Linked DNA regions of Homo sapiens: regions 2 and 3 are each linked to region 1. A link is a contact called in ENCODE Hi-C or POLR2A ChIA-PET data. All regions are on one chromosome and are shown on one strand. Each heading gives the region's core, a stretch centred on a gene start or an enhancer-like site at or near the end of the contact. The rest is flanking DNA. Distances are from core to core; before and after follow the strand shown.

Region 1 (4,676 bases), core at 1,450-3,949:
TGGAGGGCAGGAAGCGCTTATAGGGCACTTATCGCTGCACCCCATGGTGACCACAGAGAGGCCTCTTCAGCTCTTGGCTTTGGTTTACTCATCTGTAAAGTGGGCGCAGAAGTTTTCCAGGTCAGCTTTCTTGATGTGACAGGAGGTTTGAGTTTGTATTAAGTTACTTTTATGCAGAAAATATCCTAGGCTGTTAGACTGTGCACTTCCGTCAGGGGTCCTAGGCTGTTAGACTGTGCTCTTCGTCAGGGTTGGGGGATGTCTTTGGTGTTCTCAGCTAGAAGCAGTGTGTGTGTGAGTGTGTATGTGCATTTGCGTGCACAGGCACACGTGTTGGGGTCACTACGGGCATCTGGTGCTGGGTCAGGCACTCTGAGCGTCTCCTGAAGCGCACTTACTGTCTCTTCTGGGAATGACTTGGGATGTTGTTCTGCTCTCACGCAGGAGTGGGGCCCAGGGTCTGTTGTATTTTTGGCTGCTGGACTTTGATTTGTGCACCTTTCCCCATGGCCTCCTGGTGACGGTCCTTTCTCCCACGATTACCTCTGTCTGACTGCTTGTCCTCTGGGGAGTCATCTGAGGCATCAGGTTAGTGTTGTGTGTGAAGCTGAGTCAAAGACCCTGAGCAGGAGCCTCTCCTGTGAGTCAGGCGCATGGAAGTTTTAGCTTGTGGAGTTGGTGGCCGCCATTCTGGGCGCATCGGGCTCTCCCGGCCCCTTTCCCTGGTCTTCCTGCACCTGGATGGGGAGGGGAGTCATCCTTCGATGTCCTTCCTCTGCCTCCTCCTCCTTGTGAGCCAGGTGACAGCCGGGTGCCCTGGGGCAGATGCTGAGGGTCTCCAGGTGTCTGGAGGCTGTGAGTTCTCTGGAGGGACAGAGCCCCCTCCCTGCTTGGTGGGGGCTGCTGCTTGACGGACTGGGTGTGGGTCAGAAGCCCTGGAAGACACATTTCTGGCTCCTCTCCTTCGTGCTGGATGCCCCAGAGGGCTGAGACCCGGTGACCTGCCTCCTCCAGGGTGGCCTCAGGCCTGTGTCCACTCACCTCCCTGCCAAGCTCTGGTCCTCCAAGGAGGGGTTTGGTCTCCTGGGTCCTCCTCGGAGAGTCACATCCGCCACCTGGCCGGTCCTGTCGTGGACGCCCTCAGCTCGCTCCCGTCCCCTGCCCCTCTGGATGGCACAGACTGCACGTTGTTGCCATTTCACGGAACCCGTTTTCCCGGATTTGTCAGGAGGGGAGAGAATGGTGGAAATGCAGTTTTGCTGGGTTCCCTGCACACGTGGGCGCTGGCTTTGGTCACCCCCGGGGGGTTGCTCGTGGGATCCAGAGAAGTGGACGTTGGTGAGGCCAAGCAGGCTGGGAAGGGTGCTGGACAGGGACAGCAGAGGCCTGGCCCCAGGGGGTTAGGGGGCCAGGGCTTGGGCGCCTCTGTCCCGGGCTGGGGGCTTTGGACTTTGGGGGTATAATGGGGAGCCCTGGGACAGCAGAGGGCTAGCCCCAGAGGGCTAGCGGGGCCAGGGCTTGGGCATCTCTATCCTAGGCCTGGGGCTTTGGATTTTGGGGGTGTAATAGGGAGCCCTGGGAAGTTCTGATGGTGACAGAGTGGACATTCTGCCAAGTGACCAGTGGAGGGGACAGTGGTGGAGAGGGTGTGCTGAGCTGGCCTTAGCCTGGCCTGGGCAAGGTCTGGACTTGGCCATGTCTGGCTCTGCCTGTACAGAGGGGGCTGGCAGACGTTCCTGCGGGAGGCACTCTGTGGATGGGGTCACCCAGAGTCTGGACAGAGACTCCATAGCTGCAGCTGGCCTCTCCATCCCTCCCCTTCCTTCCGAGGCCCCTGGGGGCTGCCGGCTAGGCTGGGAGTTACCGTGCGTGCTAGCTGCAGCCCCGTCTCAGGTTCTTGGGGCTGGGCACCGAGGAGCAGAGAAGCTGCCTGCCACCTGTTCACCCTCGCATCTGCAGGCCAGCGGCTCGTCCCCTCCTGCTGCCACAGTACCCTGATATGTGCCGATTGGTGGGATTGGGAGGGGACACAGCGAGGCCTTGGGTCAGAGCCTTGATGAGGATGGGGGTGGCCGTCCTGGGGGCAGCAGGCCGGAGCCTGCGCTTGCCTGCATTCCCCGGCAGGATTTTTCTCTCGGCCTCCTGGGTCGGCATCTCCTTGGTGCAGGGTGGAGTCCGCTCCCCAATCCCTGGGCTTAAGGGAAGGGGAGGGGGAGTCTGACACACAGTGGGTAGGGGCCCGGGTGCCCCTAGAAGTGGCCAAGTTCAGACCTAGCCCAGGCCAGGCTAAAGCCAGCTCAGCACACCCTCCTCTCCATTGCCGTCCCTTCCACGGGTCACTTGGCGGGAGGTCCACTCTGTCGCTGCCAGAAGTTCCCAGGGCTCCCCATTACACTCCCAAAGTCCAAAGCCCCCAGTCTGGGACAGTGGGTGGGGGGCCAGGCCCTACACAGCAGGCACGGCAGCCAGGAGGGAGGTTTCTGAGGCTCAGCCTGTGGGGCCTGTGGCGCCTGTGGCCACGGGGTGGTTTGTCTCGCTCAGAGTGGTGATGAGCCTGACCCGGGCCCTCAGCAAGTTTCTGCGGGGCAGGAGGGACGTGCTGAGGCTGAGCTCGGAAGAGGCAACTCTGGGTGCAGTTGAGCCTCTGGGCTGGTGTCGTTGAGCTCCGCCGCAGCCCTGGGAGTGGCAGAGGCAGGGAGGGCGCCCATGTTGGGGTTGTGATGGGGGAAGTCCTGCTCAGCGGGCTGACGTCCCGTTCTTGGTCTGTCTCATGGGTGAGGCCCTGTCCCCCGTCTGCAGATGCCCCGCCAGTCAGGCCCCTGCACATGACAGGCATCCGGCTCAGGTGCGTGGGTGGTAAGCCTCTTCTGTGGGAAGGATGCTGCGTGCTAGGGTGGGCCTGGGCTTATGGCACGGGTGTGGAGGGGATTCTTGGAAAGCCGGCACCAGCTGGAGAGGGTCCCCACTGCCAGCCTTGGGTGCTGAGCAGGTGCTCTGTCCTTCAGGGGTTCCCTGCCTGGACTCTGTCCACCGCGTGGCCCCGGTGGCCATGCCCTGCCTATTCTAAGCACCGGTGCCCCCATCTGCAAATGGTGCTGCTCAGCGGGCCGTGGGAAGACTGGGGATGTCCCCCAGAGAGGCCGGCCCCATGCCAGGCCCCAGGACATGCCTGGGGGAGCATCCTCTGCCCTGATCATTTCAGAGTCCCCGACTGAACCATCGTGTTGGCCTCTGGCATGGAGCTGGCCACGCTCCACCACAGGTGGGACCTGAGGAACTGCAGGGGTGTTCCTGAGCCAGGTGGCCGTGCACATGAAGGTGGAGACGAGAGCCGCCCTGAGGGTGGAAAGCCTGGCCGTTCCACGACAGAGCTGCTGGCAGCGGTGGCAGGGCCTCTGAGCCACCGAGAGCAACATGGCTCAAAATGAAACAAGAATCATTTCTTTTCCTGTTGAAGGGAAACTACCCCCAGGAGCCCACAGGCTGGGGGCCCCCTCGCCACACAGGCGGGCTGTGGGGCAGGCGGGGTTTCTCCAGGAATTCCCCTGCTTCCCACTCACCCTCCTCGAAGGTCTGGCCCTGTGGTGGTGCTAGACACAGTTCAGGGGTACGGCCTGGAAGGGAGGCTGCGCTGCCCAGGAGCCCCTGCCTGGCCCTGGAGAGGTGAGCATTCTGCCAAGTCCCCGAGCTGGTACCCGTCCTCCAAGGTGGGCGTCATTGCTGGAACTCTCAGGGCTCATGGGTGTCTGCTGTGTCTGGCCACCCTGGTGGTCGAGGGGTGGCCAAGGGGTGGACCGAGGCTTCAGAAAGCCAGGCCTCCAGGCGTTGACCCGGCAGCTCTTGTTCCGGGCTTGGAAACATCTCGCCTCCTTGAGCCCTGGTTCCTCCCCTGCAGGACGGGGGCAGGAGGAGCGGCTCCCCCTTGTCACCACACTTCTGTGAGCTCATGTAATGAAATGTTGGCCTGGCGTGCACCTGCAGTTAGGTGTTTGAGCTGTGGTAGCTGCGGCCTACGGCAGCTCTTCTACCACATGATGGAGTCTGTGTGTTTGCAGGGGGCCGTGACAGTCACCTGGCTTGGTGCAGTGTGCAGGGCAAGCCCCGGTGTCAGAGCCTCCATTTTGCAGAGGGGGAGGGTGGGAAGGACGTCACATGCAGGCGATTGGGGCTCCCAGCTTCCTGGTGGCCCCACGCCTTTGGTCACGCCCTTTCCGTGACTCCGCTTCTTTCCACGGGGACTCTGCCAGGACTGGGGCTTGACTCCCGCCCTCCCACCCTCCTAGCCTCTGCCCCAGGCAGCAGATGGGTGGTCTGCTCACGATGCCCCGGGGGGAATGGCCGTACAGGGGCACAGGTCAGCTTACCGAGTGTCTCCGGCCTTGTGGCTGGAAAGCAGCTCTCAGGACTCTCCGGGGCCCCTTGGCATCTTTCTAGGTGGGTGGCCCTGAGCCCACCTCCTCCCTGTACCCCCATGGCAGGAGCTCCTTTTTGGGAACCAGTGGAGCGAGCGTGGCTGGACAGGCCTGGCCCCAGAGCTGCGCGATTTCCATCACGGCTCTCCTCTGGCTTCCTCCTTGGCGCTGGCTGGGCCAAGCCCTCCTGACTTCTGGGTCCCTGGGATGGGTGGGTGACTCCGTCCATGAGGCTACCTGAATTCTCGCTTACCCTAGCCATCT
Region 2 (4,676 bases), core at 643-3,142, 250 kb before region 1:
CAGCGATTCTCCTTGCCTCAGCCTCAGCCTCAGGTGATCCCGACCTCAGGTGATCCACTCGCCTCAGCCTCCCAAAGTGCTGGGATTACAGGCGTGAGCCGCCGCGCCCGGCCGGATTTTCTCATTTTTACTAGAAGGTTCTATCTCCTGGGGGTGGGGTGAGGTGGTGAGACCAATTCACCTGGAAGTGGAAGCTGGGAACTTGGTTTGAGTTCTGAGGGTTCTGGGGTCTCGCCCCTTATCTTGCTTTGCCTGGAGGGCTGAAGGGCTGGAAATATTTTTGTTTTGGGGCTGGAACCAGGACTGCAGTTTGGGAGCCGGTGCTAGGTTGGAAGAGGAGGCGGGGTCTGGTAAGCACTTTAGCCGAATTGAGCAGTGGGAATTAGGGAATTGAGGGCAGTGGGAAGCTGGTTCTGAGTTTTAAACTGGGGAGTGACAGATCAGAGCTGGATTTTTAGGAGTTTCTCTGTTTGGAGGTTTAGAAAAGACCCAGGTGGGAGGTAGGGCTGGGGTGGGGAGGGAGAGAAGTGGACGATCTGAGAGCTGAGGTGGGGTGGAAGGAGAGCAGCGTGTCACGGGCTCGGGATTCCGGCCCAGGCGGCCAGGTGGACGGAGATAAAGATGCGCTTCTTCATCCGAACTGGGTTTGCTAACCTGTGACTGTCACCACTCCATGCTCCAGGGCACCTGGCCCAAGGGATCCGGCCTCTTGGGCACACAAATCCATATGGAGCCCTGAAGGACCAGACAGGGACCTTGCCTTCTCTGTGTCCTTCCTGGGAAGGGGACTCCAGACCAACTGCCAGTCTTCCGGTTCCACCTCTCTGACAACCGCTCACCTCACCCTCCTTGGCATTTTTATTTCAAATGCTCTATCCCTTTGTTTGCATGGGTTCCTGTGTCATATTCTGTGTTCCCATTTTTAATTGGAGAATAAGGGACTGTATGTTATTCTACCCACAGGCCTAGCTGAGGGGATAGGGAGGCCATGCCTACCTCCAAGGCTCTAAGAAGTGAAGCAGGCGGCGAGAATGTGCAGTCGTTGAGGCCAGAGGACCGGGCCTCAGCTTCTCCTTAAGCCCCTGAGTCCTCCTCTGGGGACCACCCCCTTGTACCTGGAGGTGAAAATGCCCGCCCAGGAGGGAAGGGCTGGCCCCGGGAGAGCCCGCTGCGAAGTGAGTTTGCGCACTGCGGAGCGGGCGCGGGTGACTCCAGAGCGGCCCTGCCAGTCCGCGGGGCTGGCGGGGAGCAGGTTCGTGCACCGCGGGCTCTGTGCATGCAGAGGCGGGAAGAGCCCCCAGCCCGGCAGCCGGCCCCGCGGGAAGGCGCAGCCCGGGCTTCCGAACCCTGTGAACGCGCAGGTTCCTGGTCTTCCAGATGGGCAGGAATCGTCCTGCCCGCCCGGGGTGGGAGGCCACATGGGGGCACTGCGCCCGGGCGCGGCCCCAGGTGCTTTCCAAATGCCCACTGCCGCTCTCATCCGTACCAGCGATGATCAAGAAGGGGCCTGGTCGCCCGGGGAGGTGCCCCGGCCCGAATCGACTCCGGAGACAACGCCGGGCGACGCCACCTGCGCAGGTCCCGGAGGGCCGCTGGTGTCTGTGTACAGGGCGTGCTGTCTGTGGAAACGCGAGGGCACACTAGCACTTTCCTGTATGTATTATTATACTTCAGTTTTTAGGAAGTGCATTAGAAGGGCCTGCACCAGTCAAATTCGGGGATTAAAGCTTTTAAGCGGGAAGCGCGCGCCCCGTGCTGTCCCTTTAAAGCGTTGGGCCGGCCCGAGGCATTCTGGCCGCTGTCGCTGCCCGTAGCGCTCCTCCGAGAGGCCGGCTTTGTGAGCTCGCCCCGCCCCCCGGACACCGCCCCCTCCCCTCGCGCACGCGCACTGCGCCCCCGCCGCCTGGCGCCCGCCCGAGCTGCCGCCTTGTCGAGCTGAGTCCGCGCTCCCGCCCAGGCGGCGGCCGACGCGACGCCCCGAGCGCCCGGCCCCGCCGCCGCGGCCCGGCAGGTAAGCGGGCAGCCGCCCGGCCCGGGGAACACAAGGCGGGCAGCGGGGCGGCGCCAGAAGCTTCCAAACCGCACCCGGCCGCCGCACGTGTTCCCCGCCGGGCCTCGGGCCAGGCCCAGCCCCGGGCGCTGCTCCCGCTGCAGCGGCCCCGCCCGGGACCCCCGCCCCGGCCCCTCGGTGGACGGCCGCGCGCGCAGTTCCCTCCACCCGGTCCGCCCCCACTCGCGCCCCCACCTCCGCCTCCCCGGCGGACCGCTGACAAGGCCAGAGCGCCGGCACTGGGTCCTCTTTCCCGCAGGCAGCGTGCCCGGCCTCACATCGCCCCTCTCCCTCCACTGCCCCTTCAGGGAAGGACCCCAGACCCACCAAGCCACTCAGTCCCTGGACGAGGTGCGCTTCCCCTCCTCGTAGAAACGCCCCCAGCCCGCTCCCGCCGCTCACCCCAACCCGAGGCAGCCAGGCTGCAGCTCGCTAGGTGGGGTCCTGGGGTGCGGGTCCTCGGTCCTGAACGGTAGGCCCACCGTGCCTCCTCGCGCGGGGCCGCAGACCTGTCCTGGCCGGTCTGCGAGAGCCATTTTGAGCGGTTACGTTCCCGGACCAAACAGAGGTCGGCCTGTTACATCGCTAACGACACTCCCTGCTGTCTCGCTTGCAAGTTTCCACTCACCCCGGTCCGTTTACCCATCTCCTCAAATGCTAGTTTAATCTGTGACCTGGGCAGGTGCTGTCCTAGCCGGTGGGGAAGACAGGAAAGCGAAGGACCCAGGCGGGGAGCCTGTCCAGGATCTCAGATAGGGAGAGCCAGGTCCCCACCTCTGTTGGGCCGGCCACCCGGCTGGTGTTTAAGATGCAGATTAATTCCTGTCTTTGCACACAGTATGCTTTTCTGACTGCATGTCACAGGCAGATTCCTGGGCTCCACCTCAGGGACTGAGGGACTCAGGAATCGGCCTGTGGCATGCAGTCCAGGAGGGCACACTGAGGTTTGGTTGCTCGGCTTCAGGTGGTCAGGCTTACCTGGATGAAAAGCAGTGGCTGCTAGGAGGAGCCAGGCAGCATCTGGTCTAGGGGCCGCCAATTCATCACCGTTCCCGTAACCTTGGCCCCCGCTTTCCTCAAGATCAAGTCTCCAACCTTCCTGTTCTCTCAAAAGGATTGTTCCACAGAGACACCTGAGTGTTCATGAAAATGCCAAGCCTTGGCCCGGCGCGGTGGCTCACGCCTGTAATCCTAGCACTTTGGGAGGCTGAGGCGGGCGGATTGCCTGAGGTCAGGAGTTCGAGACTAGCCTGGGCAACATGGCGAAACTCCGTCTCTACTAAAAATACAAAAGATTGGCCGGGCGTAGTGGTACGCGCCTGTAATCCCGGCTAAACTGGAGGCTGAGGCGCAAGAATTACTTGAACCCGGAAGGTGGAGGTTGTAGTGAGCCCAGATCGTGCACCTGGACTCTTTGGACTGTGTCTCAAAAAAAAAACAAAAACAAAAAAAAAACACGCCAAGCCTAGACCCCACCGACGTAGAAACTTGGTGGGTGTGTTGGGTCAAGAAATTGCATTCCCCGCCACCCCCCGACGGAGTTTCACTGTTTGGCCCAGGCTGGAGTGCAGTGGCGCAATCTTGGTTCTGCCTTCTGGTTTCAAGTGATTCTCCTGCCTCAGCCTCCCGAGTAGCTGGGATTACAGGGACCGACCACCACACCCGGCTAATTTCTGTATTTTTAGTAGGGAGGGGGTTTCTCCATGCTGGTCAGGCTGGTCTTGAACTTCCTGACCTCGTGATCTGCCCACCTCAGCCTCCCAAAGTGCTGAGATTACAGGCGTCAGCCACTGTGCCCAGCCATCATATTCTTAAAAGTCAAGTTAAGGTTGTTTTGTTTGTTTCTTTTACATGTTCATGTTTTTTGAGCCCAAAGGTTGGGGCAGGTTGGGCTTGAGCTGGGAGGGGCTGGACACCTTTTTTGTAAGACCGCCTATCTGTTGTTCCTCCTCTGAGGGTGTTTCCAGGCGTCTAGACTCACCCAGGTGAGTTGATGCTGACAGGAGCTGCTCGGCCTTCTGAGCTGCCTATTTCGCCTTCTGTTCCTCTGGTGTTTCGCTTGGGTAGGGCATGGGCACAGTTCACTCAGCTCTGGCCCTGGCCTGGCTGTCTAACGCTAGGACTGTTATAGTGGACTTTGCAGCTTTTTGCTTGGATTTCCTTAGTTCCTCTCTCTCCCTGTATTTGTCCAGCCTGCCAAGGAAAATGCAGCAGTTGGGTTAAATTGGCATGGCTAGGTTGCACTAATGACAAGTACCACGTAGCTGGCATTTACCGAGGACCGGTTTTGTACTGGCACTTTGTCCCCTGGGCAGCGCTACAGGGCCTGCCCCTCCTCTCCCCCTCTCTTGTACTGTACTCGGCCCTAGATGCAGCGTGATCCATCTTTGCGCAGGGAATCTTTGCTGCAGGTGAAATGGAGCGGTGGCCACACCTGTTCTCTGCAAAGTGGGTGTTGTAATTTCTCTGCCTTCCTCTTGGATGAAGACTTTGAGACATGCTTTTTAATGCCTTCCATTTCGCGTTAGTGTTACAATCAGCCTGTGCAAGATTTCAGTTCCAAGCTCCAAGCTAGAATTTACAGTGTGTAAACTCATTAGATTGATGGTAGTGCTAGCTTCTGGGA
Region 3 (4,676 bases), core at 1-2,500, 190 kb before region 1:
AGGCAGAAGGCATCTTGGTGAGGCTTCTCATTTTGAGGTTGTGGCATCAGCCCTTCCCTGCTAACCCCACCACCTGCCTCCTCCATAGACTGCAGTGTCCCTAAACTATAACTTCAGCACCAAGGCTGCTGGGCTGTTTTCTTGCCCTCTTTCCCAAGCCTGTGTCCTGGCCCGCACTGGACTCCAGTCCCTGTTGCCCTTTGGGAGTGCTGAGTCCAGATCCTGCCACTCCCAACCTGGAGCCCTGTGGGCTGTGGTGCTCACCCTGCTCCTTCTGTTTCTGATTTGTGAGAGGCTTGTCTTGTTTTCAGCCCAGGCATATGTTCTGGGCCCCCTTGTTTATATTGCACTGATGGCTGCCTTGTGGTGGGGCAGTGGGTGTGAGCAGCTGTGCACCTGCAAGTGTTTTGATCAAAAATCCCTTTGTTTTGAAATGCAATTTGTTCTCTTTGTTGGTCTCAGACTCTCCAATCCAGAGTAGAGAGGTGGCCTTACCTTGACAAGCAAAGGCGCTTAAGAGGGTTTTCTGAGTAACAAAGCATCTTGCTTGCCCTGTAATGAATTCTGCCCCTGCCACCCTGGAATGCAGACATGGCTGTGGGTTTTTAAGCCACGTTTTTCTTTCCTTCTCCTAGATTTCTGTACTTACGCATTTCCACACATGTGACATTTCAAGATGGTGGTGCAGTGGAGTGGCCTCTCTTAGTCACAGGGCTTTTTGCTGGCCCTTCCCTGACTGCTAGTGTCCTCCTCAGCCCTCCTTCCCTGCAGCCTCCTTCCCTGCAACCTCCTTCCCTGCGACCTCCCTCACCCTTCCAGTTTCAGCTTAAATACGGCTCCCTCAGAGAAACCCCGAGCAGCCGGACCCTCTTTATACTCCTCTGCACTCTGTCTTTGCCTTCTAGGAGTTCGATGCCCATGTGGGCACCCTGGCCCATCATCCCAGATGGGCTGAATGAAGGACTTGACGTTTCTTTCCCACCTCCCCAGGCCTGCTTCCGTCCCAACACTGCTCCTGTCACAGAGAAAGGACCAGAATAAGACTGACTCTATCCCCTGTCCCCATCGCTGGGCATCTGATCTTCTCCGCGCCCAGTCCAAGGATCGTCTGCATGCCTTCCCTTCTCCCTCTCCCTCTCTGAAGGGAGCGAAGCAGCTCAAATTCGGTATGTGCCCTGTCTCTTTGAGAGGTCCAGTGTGACTTCCTGTTTGAAGATCTTCTAAGTTTATGGAATTTTAGAAACGCTCTGCTAATAAGGCAGAAGTGACCTTTGACCTCCCCTCCCCGCTTCCATCCTGTAACAGGAAGCCAGTGATTCCTTTCTGCCCCACCTACCAGAGGGGCAAGAAAACATCCCTGGGAGGAAGGCCGCTGCCTTTTGCTCTTCATCTTCTATCTGGAAAGTTCCGTGCCCTCTTCCCTGGGGGGATGAGTAAGACGGCACACAGGGCTTGGGAATTTTTAATAAGGGCCAGAGCTCTGCAGGGATGCTTGATGGGGGTGCTCGTTTTCGAGGTGGGGAGGCTGGAGGAGAGGCAGATGCTTCCAGGAGTAACTGTCTGGTTACCAGACTGCAAGACCCACGAAGCCCAATTCTCCACCCAGGGAGGGGCGGTGGGGAAGAGGCCATCAATTTAAGACTTTTATTTACCTTGAACTACTCAGCCAAGCAGACACATTATTTAGGAACTAGAATAAAAAGCCATTCACTTTACTTCAATTGACCATTTAGTTCAATTTGTGTGTTACTGCAGGTAATTACTCCAGTAATAACACGCGGTAATCGGCGCTGATTGGGAGCCGGCCCCGGCTCTGTATTAATACCGCGTGCCATATATACTAATTATCCGTGTGTTACCATGGTTATTTGCATGGACGCCGTGTTAACGACACCCTGGAAACACAAAGCAATAGCGAGTTTTGAATTAAATCTTTGTGTTCTCTTAGAGCTAAAAGTGCATTTCACATAAAATAATCATGAATAAAATGAGATCATCTTGGCGGAGTTGCCAGGAAGCTGATTAACTGAACTGCGTAAATGTGACTTTATCCCACTCAAGAATTAGAGCCTCCCAAACGTTGTCGGGGTTGCTAGGCAACCCCCCGAGATGACATCACTCACACAAGCCACGCTGCGGCGATGTCATCTCTACATATTTATAGCGCCTCTGCAGAGAGGGTGTGCATTATGGAAATGACATGATTTTTCTCCCGGTTGATGGGTATGAATGGCCGTCAGACCTCTGAGGGCTGTGGAGAAAGAGAATTTGGGAATACCTGTGTGACACTTTCCTGGGGTGTGACAGATGCTTTATTTCCACCAGGTTACCCTAATGGGTCCAAATGAAAAGGCGTGTGTCACAGCTGATGAGTCGTCTGAGAGCTTGGTCAGTGGAGGCCGCCATCTTCCTGCCTGTGCACAGCAGCTGCACATGTGCCCAGGTCTCCCAGGAGACCTGGGACGCTCCCCCAGCTGGGGAGAGCCCCCACCCCTGCACTACGATGGGCCCCGGCTCCCTGCTCTGGCCCTGAACTCATACCAGGGGAAAACCCAAAGCAGGGACACAGCTGGCTTGAGTGATGCTGAGCACCCCGTCATGGGAGACATTCGAGAAGAAGCTGGATGACTAGAGCAGAGAGGAAGGGGAGGGTGGGAGGTCGAAGGTTAGGGCTCTGCATTCGTGTCTCAGTGCCCACCCTGAGCCAGGCTGGACACACAGCTGAGGCCTCTGAAGAGTTTGGGACCATGAGGAGTGAGGCTTACCAGGGGCATGTGGAGAAGGCCTACGCAGTGCCTGAGGATGAGGCAGTGCTTCCTACAGGGGCTTGAGAAAGGGCATGGCTGGAGCTCAGGCCTCCTGAGCCGGAGAGGGACTCGGGATTTGCTGGGGAGCTGCAGCTCGGTCTTCCCTGAACCCCAGCCTCCTCTGGCTGCAGCATGAAGAGGGATTAGGGGTAGGGATAAGAATCAAAAGGCAGCCGGGGGGAAATCTAAGTTTGGGGTCAGGATGGCTTCAGAGCAGCTCTCATCCGCCCTGTCAACTTCCCTGTGTGCGGGCTCATTCCTGGCCACCCCCAGCCAAGCTGGCCCGCCAACCCCACAACACCCCACAGCTATTTCTCTTTATAGACTCCTCTTCCTCAGTCCCTGTAGAAACGAATCTGGCATAAAAGAAGTCTCGCCAAGGTCTCCAGCAACCTCTGTGTTGCCAAACCTACTCTATTCTCCAGCAGCCCTGTACTGCTTTCTTCTGGTGCCTTCTGGGGGCCCCCACCCCATCAGTCCTCCCCACGTGTCCTCCCCACCTGTCCTCTCCACCCGTCTCCCCCTCCGTCCTCCCCACCTGTCCTCCTCACCTGTCCTCCCTACTGGTCCTCCCCCCATCCTCCCCACCTGTCCTCCCCACCTGTCCTCCCCATCGGTCCTCCGTACCAGTCCTCCCCCATCCTCTCCAGCTGTCCTCCCCACGTGTCCTCCCCACCTGTCCTCTCCACCCGTCTCCCCCTCCGTCCTCCCCACCTGTCCTCCTCACCTGTCCTCCCTACTGGTCCTCCCCCCATCCTCCCCACCTGTCCTCCCCACCTGTCCTCCCCACCGGTCCTCCGTACCAGTCCTCCCCCATCCTCTCCAGCTGTCCTCCCCACGTGTCCTCCCCACCTGTCCTCTCCACCCGTCTCCCCCTCCGTCCTCCCCACCTGTCCTCCTCACCTGTCCTCCCTACTGGTCCTCCCCCCATCCTCTCCACCTGTCCTCCCCACCTGTCCTCCCCACCTGTCCTCCCCACCGGTCCTCCGTACCGGTCCTCCCCCCATCCTCTCCAGCTGTCCTCCCCACCTGTCCTCTCCACCTGTCCTCCCCACCTGTCCTCCCTACCTACCTGTCTTCTCCACCGATCCTCCCCACCATCCTCCCCACCTGTCCTCCCCACTGGTCCTCCCTACCGGTCCTCCCACTACATAATGGGCCACACCTTCTCAGTGTCTCTCCATGGCTCTTTTGCCTTTTCCTCACCCAGGAGGGCCTGGGTTAAGCCCCATCTACACCCCTCCCCAGGATCCTCCCAGTCCAGTGCCTTTATTTTATTTATTTATATTTTTTATTTTTATTTTTTTGAGACAAAGTCTCACTCTGTTGCCCAGACTGGAGTGCAATGTCGCAATCTCAGCTCACTGCAACCTCCGCCTCGCAGGTTCAAGTGATTCTCCTGCCTCAGCCTCCCAAGAAGCTGGGATTACAGATGTGTGCCACCACGCCTGGCTAATTTTTGTATTTTTAGTAGAGATGAGGTTTCACCATGTTGGCCAGGCTGGTCTCAAACTCCTGACCTCAGGTGAACCGCCCGCCTTGGCCTCCTGAAGTGCTGGGATTACAGGCGTGAGCCACTGTGCCCGGCCGACAGTCCAGTCCCTTTAAATGCCATTCCTATGGTGATAGCCCCACATGCGTCTACCCAGCTCTGACCTCTCTGATCTCCATCCTGCGATCCTCTGACCTCCACCCTGCGATCCAGATGTTTGTCCGCCCACTCAGCACCTCAGCGTCTCAACAGCTTACAGGCTGAATCGGACAATTGCCAACAGCTCACAGCAGCACGTCCATGCCGGAAACCTGACCTCCCCCGTCTTCCCATTCCTTAAATAGCCCCCATTCTCCATCTGGCTCTGCCAACCCCGT

Evidence for each region. Hi-C counts contacts between places; a loop is a spot of excess contacts on that map. ChIA-PET counts read pairs that join two places held with the same protein, here RNA polymerase II (POLR2A). Pooled maps may share reads with other maps.
Region 2: a loop to region 1 is called in a pooled map, with 14 times the contacts of the local background. The contact joins the promoter of WDR5 here to the enhancer-like site in region 1. A Hi-C loop is called at or near these places in 1 of 37 single-sample maps with no recorded cell type and 8 of 50 pooled maps. POLR2A ChIA-PET finds 5 or more read pairs at or near these places in 2 of 52 experiments (CD4-positive, alpha-beta memory T cell and H1).
Region 3: a loop to region 1 is called in a map with no recorded cell type, with 8 times the contacts of the local background. The contact joins two enhancer-like sites. A Hi-C loop is called at or near these places in 1 of 37 single-sample maps with no recorded cell type and 3 of 50 pooled maps. POLR2A ChIA-PET finds 5 or more read pairs at or near these places in 3 of 52 experiments (CD4-positive, alpha-beta memory T cell, naive thymus-derived CD4-positive, alpha-beta T cell and naive thymus-derived CD8-positive, alpha-beta T cell).

Annotation. Positions count from the first base shown.
Region 1 is chr9:134,387,997-134,392,672 of GRCh38, forward strand. The region is part of intron 1 of RXRA (retinoid X receptor alpha); the gene reads left to right. Among named protein-coding and RNA genes, the nearest start is that of MIR4669, 11 kb to the left of the region's middle. RefSeq lists enhancers at 2,267-2,316, 2,677-2,766, 3,147-3,246, 3,297-3,786, 3,827-4,036. Within about 2 kb of position 2,700, at least 7 of the 41 ENCODE cell types and tissues checked have a DNase peak (open chromatin) inside an H3K27ac peak, as active enhancers do.
Region 2 is chr9:134,134,190-134,138,865 of GRCh38, forward strand. It overlaps WDR5 (WD repeat domain 5), which reads left to right and starts at 1,893. Exons shown (of 14, transcript NM_017588.3): 1 at 1,893-2,011. It overlaps WDR5-DT (WDR5 divergent transcript), which reads right to left and starts at 1,793. Exons shown (of 2, transcript NR_186420.1): 1 at 997-1,793. RefSeq lists enhancers at 934-1,043, 1,950-2,874 and silencers at 1,234-1,403, 1,844-2,023.
Region 3 is chr9:134,204,026-134,208,701 of GRCh38, forward strand. It overlaps LOC124902298 (a long non-coding RNA gene), which reads left to right. Exons shown (of 3, transcript XR_007061835.1): 2 at 991-1,166; 3 at 2,326-2,663. LOC107987137 (a long non-coding RNA gene) reads right to left here. Exons shown (of 3, transcript XR_001746962.2): 3 at 4,345-4,676. Among named protein-coding and RNA genes, the nearest start is that of RNU6ATAC, 42 kb to the left of the region's middle. RefSeq lists enhancers at 1-199, 200-699. Within about 2 kb of position 1,251, at least 4 of the 41 ENCODE cell types and tissues checked have a DNase peak (open chromatin) inside an H3K27ac peak, as active enhancers do.